Linked DNA regions of Homo sapiens: regions 1 and 2 are each linked to region 3. Evidence: chromatin contacts called from ENCODE Hi-C or POLR2A ChIA-PET data. All regions are on one chromosome and are shown on one strand. Each heading gives the region's core, a stretch centred on a gene start or an enhancer-like site at or near the end of the contact. The rest is flanking DNA. Distances are from core to core; before and after follow the strand shown.

Evidence for each region. Hi-C counts contacts between places; a loop is a spot of excess contacts on that map. ChIA-PET counts read pairs that join two places held with the same protein, here RNA polymerase II (POLR2A). Pooled maps may share reads with other maps.
Region 1: a loop to region 3 is called in a pooled map, with 2.3 times the contacts of the local background. The contact joins the enhancer-like site here to the promoter of GUCY1B1 in region 3. A Hi-C loop is called at or near these places in 1 of 168 maps with a recorded cell type or tissue (ovary), 10 of 37 single-sample maps with no recorded cell type and 10 of 50 pooled maps. POLR2A ChIA-PET finds 5 or more read pairs at or near these places in 4 of 52 experiments (GM10248, GM12878, H1 and 1 more).
Region 2: a loop to region 3 is called in a pooled map, with 1.9 times the contacts of the local background. The contact joins the enhancer-like site here to the promoter of GUCY1B1 in region 3. A Hi-C loop is called at or near these places in 1 of 37 single-sample maps with no recorded cell type and 2 of 50 pooled maps.

The regions. Positions count from the first base shown.
Region 1 is chr4:155,626,974-155,630,713 of GRCh38, reverse strand. No RefSeq gene overlaps it. Among named protein-coding and RNA genes, the nearest start is that of GUCY1A1, 38 kb to the left of the region's middle. Within about 2 kb of position 1,438, at least 2 of the 41 ENCODE cell types and tissues checked have a DNase peak (open chromatin) inside an H3K27ac peak, as active enhancers do.
Region 2 is chr4:155,542,849-155,546,744 of GRCh38, reverse strand. No RefSeq gene overlaps it. Among named protein-coding and RNA genes, the nearest start is that of GUCY1A1, 120 kb to the left of the region's middle. Within about 2 kb of position 2,049, at least 4 of the 41 ENCODE cell types and tissues checked have a DNase peak (open chromatin) inside an H3K27ac peak, as active enhancers do.
Region 3 is chr4:155,756,585-155,760,535 of GRCh38, reverse strand. It overlaps GUCY1B1 (guanylate cyclase 1 soluble subunit beta 1), which reads right to left and starts at 1,515. Exons shown (of 14, transcript NM_000857.5): 1 at 1,393-1,515; 2 at 676-749. The coding sequence starts at 1,395. LOC105377506 (a long non-coding RNA gene) reads left to right here and starts at 2,121. Exons shown (of 8, transcript XR_007058484.1): 1 at 2,121-2,346. RefSeq lists silencers at 468-737, 1,188-1,337.

The DNA.
Region 1 (3,740 bases), core at 189-2,688, 130 kb after region 3:
CTTTAAATCATAGCTAATGACCAGGCCCAGTGGCTCATATCTGTAATCCCAGCACTTTGGGAGGCCCAGGTGGGAAGATCACTTGAGACCAGGAGTTCAAGCCCAGCCTGGGCAACATAGTGAGACCCTGTTTCCACAAAAATTACAAAAATTAGCTGGATGTGATGGCACACACTTGTAGTACCAGCTACTCAGGAGGCTAAAGCAGGGAGGATCTCTTGAACCCAGGAAGTCGAAGCTGCAGTGAGCTATGATTGCAAGACAGCAAAATCCTGTCTCAAGAAAAAAAAACATAGGTAATACTTTCTGTGGTACATGGAGCCTTGCATAATGTTTTCATGTTTGGGACACTTTTCGGTTAGAAAAATAAAGTGGAGAGATGATAGCAGAAAGCATAAGTCCTACTCTTGGCAGAGTTTATAAAAAACCACTTAACATACATACGAACCAAGAGTCAAATTTCTTATAAACTGCTTGGATAGTGAATTCTAGAGTGTTTCTAAATCAGAGTTTACAAGAACTCAAACACATAAACAGTGACAGTGAAGACTGGCTGTAATCCAAATAGCTAAAAATGGTTGAAAAAAATTATAATTACAGCTTGAAAATGTAAGTTATAGAAAATACATTCCTTGAGTCATTGACAGTATAAACATTCTAACTCCAAATGCCTCTCATCTCTAGATAAATCTTCTGGAATTTAAAAAATAAATGTAAGGATTTTCAAAGCTTTTGGTTAATACTGAGAGCACCACAAGAAAGATCACTGAAGGTTTGAGAAACATAATTGGAAAATTTGACTACTTTTGCCACCATACAAATGTATCTGCCTGAAGGGAAAATTTAAACATTAGGACTAGGGTGAGATTAGAGCTTTATGTATAGGATAACTTATGTATAACTAATAGACACCTCCCAAATGAACAATGTGAAAAAGAATAGCAGTCTCATTTTGAAAATACTTTAAAAAAAGTTTTATGTTCCTTAAGCTTCTATTTAAAATGAGTTGACCCTTATCTGATTTGATAGTTAGTTTTCAAAGGAAGAATGAGTCATGTCAGAAATGTTGTCAATTTTGCTTTTATGAGGTTTGGCAAAGGACTTTCTATTTTCTCCATATTTTATGAGATCTCAAAATAGATTTAGGAATTCCCCCCCACCCACTCCCGCTCTAGAGTGAACATTGTGATATTAACTATAATTATTTTAAAAGAACTTTCAGCTTCCAAAGGGCTTTTCACCTATATTATGTAGCTTTGTTAATCCTGTCAACCTGATTCAATATGGAGCGGAGGTGCCAGCATCCTTGTTGTACAAATGACAGCATTAAGACATGGCTGATTAAGGGGTTTTCCAAGGACACATGGTTGCTATGAGGCAAAGTAGGGAGCTAAAACCCAAACTGTCTGACTCACTGATGAATTGTTTTCCAGACCACTTTATGTGGAATGCTATGGGAGGTCTTGAGGAGTATGACTTCTGACTCTTCTTTAAGAACAAATGCCCTTCCTCTACCGACAGAATAATAAAGGTATAGGAATACATGCCGTTTTGTTTTGTTTTGTTTTGTTTTGTTTTGAGACGGACTTTCACTCTGTTGCCAGGCTGGAGTGCAGTGGTGAGATCTCAGCTCACTGCAACCTCCACCTCCTGGGTTCAAGCAATTCTCCTGTGTCAGCCTCTGTAGTAGCTGGGATTACGGGCACACGCCACCATGCCCGGCTATTTTTTGTTTGTTTGTTTTTGTATTTTTAGTAGAGACATGGTTTCACCATGTTGGCCAGGATGGTCTTGGTCTCTTGACCTCATGATTCGCTTTCCTCGGCCTCCCAAAGTGCTGGGATTATAGGCGTGAGCCACCGCACCTGGCTGGAATACAAGCTTTTAATAAAGGCCCCAGAAAATCTCTCTGCAGAAAAAGTTTTAGTGTTGTGCTGCATAATCTTTTTATTATTTCTCCTTTTCTCCTTTCATGCCATCTCCCTGAATGACTTCAGTCCCTCCACAGCTTTGCTCATCATCTGTACTTTGATGACTCCCATCATTGTATCTGCAGCTCAGATTTCCCTTCTTCTGTAGCCTCCAACCTAAATGTGTATCCACCTACTGGATACCTCTACTTGAATGCCTTCCAGAGGAGCCAGAGTCAAACTGTTCCAAAAGGAATTTACTGTCTTCCCTCTTCACCTGCTTCCCCTCTGTGTTTTCTGTATGGGGATTCATGTCATCCTTTACTAAACAAACGAAAACTTGAACTGTATCATTTCTTCCTCCCTGTGATCCCTCATAGCCACGCACTCTCCAGCTGCTGATGATTCAGTTTTTCTAACACTTCTTAAATCCTGTGGGCCTTTGCCATTCTTACTGCATTTATCTAGGTCAGGCCTCCATGATTTTTCCCCTAGATTTAGGCCTACACTTTCTGACTGGCCCCTCTTCTTGCAATCTGTCCTGTTTCTCACTCAGTTTCCACATTACAGTCAGCCATCAATGGCTACCCAAAGGATTTAGGATCATGTTTTAACTCTTTAATGTGGCCTATAGTCTCAGCTATGTGAGAGGCTGAGGCAGGAGGAGTGCTCGGTCCCAGGAGATAGAGGCTGTGGTGAACCATGACTGTGCCCCTGCCCTCCAGCCTGGGTCACAGAGCAAGACCCTGTCTTAAGTAAGTAAGTAAGTAAGTAAATAAATAAATAAATAAATAAAGTGGCCTGTAGAGCTTGCCCCATCTGGCTCATGGTTATTGACCCAGCTTCATGCTATATCTCTTTCTGCCTCACTGTCTAAGCTCAAGCTATATAAAAATCAAGTCTTAAGCTATACTGAGTTTCACGTTGGGACTCTTCCTTTATTTATGCCATTCATAAATGGTAACACTAGTCTGCCATAATGTCCAGTTTTTCACAGTGTGGTGTCCCTTTCTGCCCATTGGAATATTATACCTCTTTGTCCTGCAGACATAGCCAGGTGATTTGTTTAGCCTAGGGAAATGTAAACAAAAGTGACATCTATCATTTTTGGAGGATACCTTTAAAAGCCATGTTAAGGATAATGGCTTTAAGAGCCATTCAGTGTGATCTTTCTTCAGTCTGCCACAAGACAGGCAATGTCCCACATGGAGGATAATTCATCAGCCTATGTCCTGGAAAGAAGACATGGAGCAGAGATGTGGTCAGCACATGATGGCTACAAATGTGAGATTGTAAGGGTCATCCAATGTCAGGCAGACCTACAGAAGTTTTTACAAGGAGGTTTGAGGAATAACAATCTTCCTTAATCTGGCTTATTTGCATGATCTCTTCTTTATTTTGTGTGTTTTCATCAAAGATGTTGAGCAATGTAATTCTAGAATTGTGAAAATTTTAGTTTTACATTAGATCTTACGGACATAGAATGAATACATAATAAACCTTTCTAATTCTAAACTACTGAGACTTGGATGTCTTTTTTGTTTTCTCAGCATGGCTTAGCCTGCTTTTACTGTTACTTCTGCCTTGGAAAGTCTTCTTCCCCCTCTTTGACCAGCTAACTCCCATCCATTGTCTCAGCTGAGATTTCATTCTCTTAGTAATCCATCTCTAATTCCTTGGCTGAATGGCACTCTTGTGTTTCTGTGTCACTCTGTACTTCTCCTAATATTGTTGATTACACCGCACTGTAATTTCTTGGTTATTGTTTGTGTCCCTACTAGATGGCCAACTCTGCAAGGGCATGGTTCATTTCTTCCTTGTTTATCATTT
Region 2 (3,896 bases), core at 800-3,299, 210 kb after region 3:
GTTGGAAAGTAGGTGATGTGTAATTCTTTACCCCTTGACTGTGGGCCTGGACTGTGTGACTCATTTAACATGACATAACCAAAATGTTGCACAGTGTTTTTATGATGGGCTTGATGATGTGGGCCTCTGTCATCATCACAGAACTTGCCCCAGTTGCCCTCCGATTGTAGAAGGCCGAGAGATACGCAATGCAGTCTAGAACCACAGCCCCTCAGGGTAAGCAGAGCTATCCCAGCCACTGCAGCCTAAGACATAGCTGCACCAGGCAACCAAGAATAAATGCTTGTCATTTTATAGCACTCAGTGTTGGGATGGTTTGTTATACAGTATGATAACAGGAATAGCTAATTAGTATAAGTATTTCCTTAAAATATTGTTTTCATTTTTTCATTAAATATTTATTAAGCATTTACTCTATGCTGTTGTGATGATAGGTACTAAGTCTGAAATAGTGAACAAGAAAGAGACAATATCTACCCTCATGACACATATTCTCTGGAAGTGTGAGAAAAGTTTTTTGAAAAGTATAATTTTCAACATGAAGAAAAGCAGAAGAGCCCATTAAAAAAAATCTTATTTTCGCAGTGTTGTCAGAATTGTTTTGAAATTTAAATATGCAAATAATATTAGAGAAGTAGAACTACTCAGAGGAAAAATGGTTGAAAAGGTTGGCAATCAATTTACTAAGAAAATTTGAAAAATTATTTTGACTTAAGTAATGTTAGTTTGGATTAGAGGAATGAAGATATAAACCTACGAAACATCCATATGAGGCTGTTCTTATTGGAACCTTGTGTAGCTATGTACCAGTCTATATAAATAAATGTGTAACATATATAAAATATGCGTACATGAATACATATATCACAAAACACATCATTTTATAAACATAAGAGAAAATAATACATATAAGGAAAATATATGGAGAAAATGAAATCAATAATGAAAATGAGCTACTGTGCATAGTCTATTCCTCATAAATTCTCATAAGATAATTTGCACAGTCCTGCAATGTGCTATTTAGTTAAAATTGCCTTTGGAAGGATGTGGAAGTGTGCCAAACTGAGATCTAGATATAATTAAAGGAAGCTGCTTCTCGTTCCTGTCATATAAATCTTCTGTAGAACACTGTTGGTTGTTATGTAAGAATTGTTAATATTCTTAATTCCATCAAAGTATCACACAAATGAAAACTCGCTTTAGATGTGGAGGACAAAACTTGCCACTCCCCTTGTCTGGGATACCAGCTCTGGTGGCCTGTATTCATGCTTGACTAAAATGATATGATACTGCCTGCAAATGATACTTTTCCATGGCAGAGATCCACATTCTAGCTGCACCAAACCCATACAAATGTGGTCCCTTATTCAAAAACCGGGAAAAAAAAGCTCTTTCTTCCTTCTGCATTCTACAAGTATCTTTGGATATGTTATTGTATTTTTTATCTGTTATTTAGCGTCATGCTCCGTGGACATGGGGATACTCAGCAGTTAAGTGCAGATCACTACAGACTCCTGGGGCCCTTGCACACCTGCCCTAACCTTCCCTGTTCCCACGCTCAGGCCCCTACTGGGGGCAGAGGGCAGCAGTGGTTGCTGGGGAGCAGGTAACCAAAAGCCCATTACAGAGAGACAGAAAGGCAGCAATGGAAAGTGTGCCAGTAGGAGGCGGGACATGCATGAGCGGAGGTTTTAAGCCCCTAGCAAATGCTTGATTGTCCCATTAGCTGTCACTTACAAAACACAAATTCAAAGATAAAATTATTAAGAATTTCAAGAATGAGACAGAAAGGCATTAAACCTCAAGAAAGGGGCCTGCTTCTGCGTGTGAGGTTTTGAGCTAGAGCTCTGTCCGCTGGACCTGTGAAGTGGGCCCTGGGGTGCGATTGTCTCAGAAACTGAAGTTTCTGTCCCTGCCCTAGCCCTTGACATTGATGTCCAGCTCTGCAGCTTGGCAGTGCACTCTAACAGTTATTTCTCAACTGCAGCTGCTGGAAATTAGGCCATCCCCACCCCCAGCTGGTATCCTCTAGCTCTGGGTTCCTGAGCTTTTTGTCTACAGATGGAGCGGGGACGAGTGCTCTGTATCCTGAGTTCCCCAGCATCCTGCCCCTGTTCTCAGCTGCTCCTCCACCACCGACCAGAATAAAATTCAGAGGTCAGCTGGCTCCTGTGTTGTGCTTTCTCCTTCAGGGTAACTGTAGCTAAAATTTCTAGGCTCATAGGGATACACCCCTCTCTACAGCTGTATTCAGTGTGTGATTTGGAGCAAATCATATCTACTTCTCCAGATAGCTAATTTCAGCAGAGATCAACTATCCCATTTTTAGTGAGAACTTCAAGCCCATTATGTGGTTTATATCTTTAGCTTTATCATCAAGGCCACCTATGCAGCTTATACAGTTTCTCTGGGGTTGGGAGTGCTATAGTCTGTATATTCGTTTTCCTCCAAAATTAATATGTTGAAATCTAAGCCTTAATATGTTGTTATGAAAAAGTGGGGCATTTAGGAGGTGATTAGGTCATGAGGGCTCCACCTTTGTGAATGGGATTGGTGTCCTTACAAAAGAGGCTGAAGGGGAATGTTTGTTCTTTGGATCCACAACATGAGGACCCAGCCAGAAGTGCCATCTTTGAAGCAGAGAGCATGCCCTCTCCAGACACCAAATCTGCTGGCGCCTAGATCCTATACTTCCCAGCCTCCAGAATTTTGAGCAATAAATTCGTTTTTTCTTTTTCTTTTCTTCTTCTTTTTTTTTTTTTGAGACAAAGTCTTGCTCTGTTACCCAGGCTGCAGTGCAGTGGCACGAGCTCGACTCACTGCAACCTCCGCCTCCCAGGTTCAAGTGATTCTCCTGCCTTAGCCTCCTGACTAGCTGGGATTACAGGCACAAACCACCACACCTGGCTAATTTTTGTATTGTTAGTAGAGATGGGGTTTCACCATGTTGGTCAGGCTGGTCTGGAACTCCTGACCTCATGATCCACCTGCCTCGGCCACCCAAAGTGCTGGGATTACAGACATGAGCCACCACACCCGGCCTGAGCAATAAATTTCTATTGCTTACAAAGCATCCAGTGTAAGGTATTTTGTTATAACAGCCTGAATGGACTAAGACAGGAAGTGAGGGGAAGGCTAGAAATTAATGGCTCTCAAAGAGTCACATCCTGCAACAGCTGAGTCAGACCAAGAAGCTCAGTTCAGGCCAAGCTGGGTGGGATCCTTTATTTGAGTGCATCTATTCTACAATCTTCCATGTGATCAGCTGTAAGTGTTGGATCTACCACTTGAGAGCAGAGTTTCAGGGGACAGAGGAAAGAGGACATCCTGACAGTTCATCTGACCCGTGAATACTGAGAATATTCAGCTCTGGAAAGGCCAACTGTAGGGAGCAGTGGGAAGATGCAGGAGCTGAGATTCAGTCAAAGGCTTGCAATCCTGGAGACACAGATTGCAAAAGCCCTGTCCACAGCAAGGGCTGGATAGAAATTTATCTCTGGTAAAAGAGTCTTTGCCAAAGTATTTTGCTTTATGAATTCACCATCATAGCCAGCCACTCTCTCTTTTTATTTATTTTTATTTATATTATTATTACTTTTTTGAGAAAGAGTCTTGCTCTGTCGCCCAGGCTGGAGTAAAATGGCACGATCTCGGCTCACTGCAACCTCCTCCTCCCAGGTTCAATCAATTCTCCTGCCTCAGCCTCCCAAATAGCTGGGATTACAGACGTCCACCACCACGCCTGGCTAATTTTTTGTATTTTTAATAGAGACAGGGTTTCGCCATGTTGGCCAGGCTGGTCTTAACCCCCTGACCTCAGATGATCCACCCGCCTTGGCCTCCCAAAGTGCTGGGATTACAGGCGTGAGCCACTCAAAAAATAATAATAATGTGAA
Region 3 (3,951 bases), core at 266-2,765:
TCCCCAGTACTGGGCTCAAAGCTCCAGGACTGAAAGTAGAATGCCTCCTAGAACTGTTAAGTCTTCAACACAGTAGAAAAAAACGGGGGATAGGGGTTGGGGCGGGGGGGGTGGGCAGTGGGATTTGGGGAAAACAAAAAACTTCCAATTTTCACTTTATTTAAAAATGAATAAATGCGCTTAATTCACTGTTGCTCAAGAAATAATCTCCCGCGTGTTTCAGCATACCAAAAAGGCCTAACTTACGCCAGGTGTGTAAATCATAAAGGAGCCAAAGTCTTCCGTTTGTTTCTAAGGCCTCCGGGCGCAGGAACCTCGCGGAGGCCCGTGTGGTCCCTCGGGGCTCTGCACGCGTGGGAGCTGCCCGGCCTGCTGAGCCTGGGAGCGCCGGCAGCGCGTTCCCACGCTCAGGCCGGGTCGGGAAGCCGTGGTGACCCCTAGGGGCTCCTTTCCGCGGTTCTCGCCCTCGCAGCCCCGCCCCAGCCGCCCCTCCCCTCCTGGTTCCAGTCCCGGAGCGTGGGAGCGCAGCTGCAGCGAGCCGGGAGCGAGGCGCGGAGGCACCTCCAAGGATGCGCGCCCGCGACCCGGCCAGCAGGCTGAGGACCAGGCGAGGCGCGGGGGGCCTCCCACACTGGGCGCCGACCTGGGCCACAGCCAGGGTAGCCGGCCACTTACTTGATGTCTTCCCACACCTCGGGGCCGTAATTGCGGATCACCAGCAACTCCAGGGCGTGATTCACAAATCCGTACTGCGGGGACAGGGAGAGACTTGAGCGTCAGGGACCCGCTGTACCTGAGAAGCGGCTTGGGGGCGAGGCTGCTGCCTCTGCTCCCATGGCGCTGGCTTAACCTTTCACCCCGCCCCTGACTCCTCTCCCTTAGGGGTACTATGCACTAAAGGAGTCGGATCGTGGGGGCGCAACCCCCCAATCCCTGGTGGATTCTCCCCGTCACCATCCGCCCCACCCCCACGCTATCTTCCCACCCTCCTCACCTGTCACCGCTCCGGGAGAGGCTGGGCATCGGGGGCAGCGCGGGGACGCGAACCCGGAGCCTTCCCTTCCGCTGGCGCTCAGCCTCCCACACTGGTGGGGCCGGCCAGAGCCGGGAAGACCCCACGCCTCCGCCGCACCTCCCCTTCCCGAGCTCAGGAAGCTGCGGTGTGGAGCGGCAAACCCGCCTGGGAAGCAAAGGCACCGATCGCCCCCGCCACGACTCGCGGCGTTCCCACCTCCCCTGACTGGGCGCGGGCAAGGAGTGAGGCTGCTCCCGTGGCCGGCAGTGAGCGCCCAGGGCCCCCGAGCCAAGCTCCGGCTGCGCGGCCAGTTCCCTCGCTGCCAGGCCGGCCGAGGAGGGGTGAGGTTCGGGCCGCACCCGGCTGAGAGCACTTACCATGGTGTCTGCACCGGGAGCCGGGGAGGCAGCCCCCACGCAGAGGTACGGCCGAAGGGACCCAGGCAGAGGCGGCAGCGGCTACAGCGCAACCGGGCCGGGGAGGCAGCATCGAGCTGGAGCGAGAACAGCCGCCTTGGCCCGCCCTGATTGCCACCTCTTCCCAGCCAATGGCGAGTCGAGCCGCAGGGGGCTGGTCGGTGCTCCCCAGTTCTTCAACCAATCAGGGACAGAGGAGGGAATTCGGATGCTCTCAATGCTGCTGCGCTCCAGTGCCTTCCCGCCCCCGCCTGGTGACAAGGCCTTCATTTGAGGCCATAACAATGACAGTGGAGAAGCCCCAGCCGTGCTCCTTGCATGAATTCTGGAGCAGAGGAAATGCAGCTCTTGTGGACCCACTAAATGTATTATTATTCAGAGATCTGCCCTCAGTGGTTAACACAAGCAAAAGGGAACAGGGCGTGTTTGTTGTGTGAGCGTGTACGTGTGTACTTTGCAATGGACAGACCTTAAAAGGAATATCCTCTGTTGCTGGCATCCTCATGCTTATCTTTGTCTAGCGGAAAAACATTTCCTCTGTGGCTTGGTCCCACAACAGTTTATGGCAAATTTAAAGCTGGTAATATTGAGAAAAACATATTTTCACTTCTAGTCAATGAGACTAGTTGAGTGAAGCACCAAAAATTTTCAGTAATGTAGTTTGGTGGACGTTATGTTAAATCCAGTCCTGCCCTTTACTAAACTGTACAAGATCCAGCGATATTCTAGGCTTGATCCCTGTGGGACACCTTTCCCTACACCATGTCCGGGAGCCATAATTCCAGGGAGTTTGTAACCCTCTAGAGCGGGCCTCTGTTGCTGTTTCTTAGCAACAGACGAACTGGAAAATGACCAGTACAAAATGCACAGACTTTAACTACTCTACCTCCAGCTTACATTCTACCAGGCCCTTAGGTTAGTTAATGCTCTGAGTCCTGCCATAGAGAGAAGATGAGAGGAACAGGAAGTGGCAGCTTATTAAAGCTGTTTGTACCTGAGGTATATGGACTCCAGTTGACTTTTAGGGCAAGGTCAAAAGTGAGGTCACCAGTCTCAAGTGGACCTGAGAAGCCAGATGGTATTTTAAGATGTGCATATTTTGTTGTGAGAACAGTCTCAATATGGTTAGAGAAAAATGTCAAAACAATAAGATTGTGCTGACATCAGCACCGAGAGAGCTATGATGAAGGAAACTGATACAGAAATAGTGGCATGTAGCAAACAAACAAAACAACAAATTACTTTAAAAATTTCCATTATTGGTGGAATGAGTAAATAGATTACAGCCTTTCATACAATCTAACACCTTGTTTTAAACAACTATTAAAACATTAATCATTATTTAACAACAATTAACCACTAATTTTGAACCATTAAAATGGCACATTAAACAACCATGAAAAAGCAGGAGGGTGACTAGAAAATGATGATGCAGAAAAGTATTGTCAGGTTTACAAAACACCACAAGAATGTAATCATTTTCCATTTTTTAGAGTTAGTATACAGTAAGGTGCTATGTGGGTAATAACACAGGCACATACATGTTGCTGTAAGAATAATGGTTTGGGAGGAAACACAGGAAGTGTTGATATGGCTATCGTCTGTAATTAGAACCAGTGGCTGGAATGGCCATGACTCTTACTTTTTATAACTTTCTGTATCTTTTGATTATTTTTCTACACAGATGAATTTTCTTTACTGTTACATAACTGAATTTTTTTTAACTTTTATTTTAGTTTCAGGGGCACATATGCAGGTTTGTTATATAGGCCAATTACATGTCTTGGGGGTTTGGTGTACAGATTACTTTGTCACCCAAGCACTAAGCATGGTACCCAACAAATAGTTTTTTGATCCTCACCCTCTTCCCACCTTCCATCCTCAAGTAGGCCCCAGTGGTCATTGTCCCCTTCTTTGTGTTCATGTGTACTCCGTGTTTAGCTCCCACTTGCAAGTGAGAACATGTGGTATTTGGTTTTCTGTTTCTGTTAATTTACATAGGATAATAGTCTCCAGCTCCGTCCATGTTGATGCAAAGGACATGATCTCATTCTTTTTGATGTCTGCATAGTATTCCATGGTATATATGTACCACATTCTCTATCCAGTCTACCACTGATGGACATCTAGATTGAGTCCATGTCTTTGCATATAGTGAATTCACATATTAATTCACATATATTCACAAGTATTCATTTTGTGAATAGTTTATTTCATTCCATGTGACTAGTGCTGTGATGAACGTATATGCATGCATGTGCCTTTATGGTAGAATGATTTATACTCCTTTGGGTATATACTCAATAATGAGATTGCTGGGTCAAATGATGTTTCTGTTTTAAGTTCTTTGCGAAATCACCAAACTGCTTTCCACAATGGCTGAACTAATTTACATTCTCACCAGCACTATATAAGAGTTCCCTTTTCTCTATAACCTTGCCAGAATCTGTTGTTATTTGACTTTTTAATAATATACATAAAATAACTTTTAACTTGCTAAAAAAACTTAAAAAAAAAAAC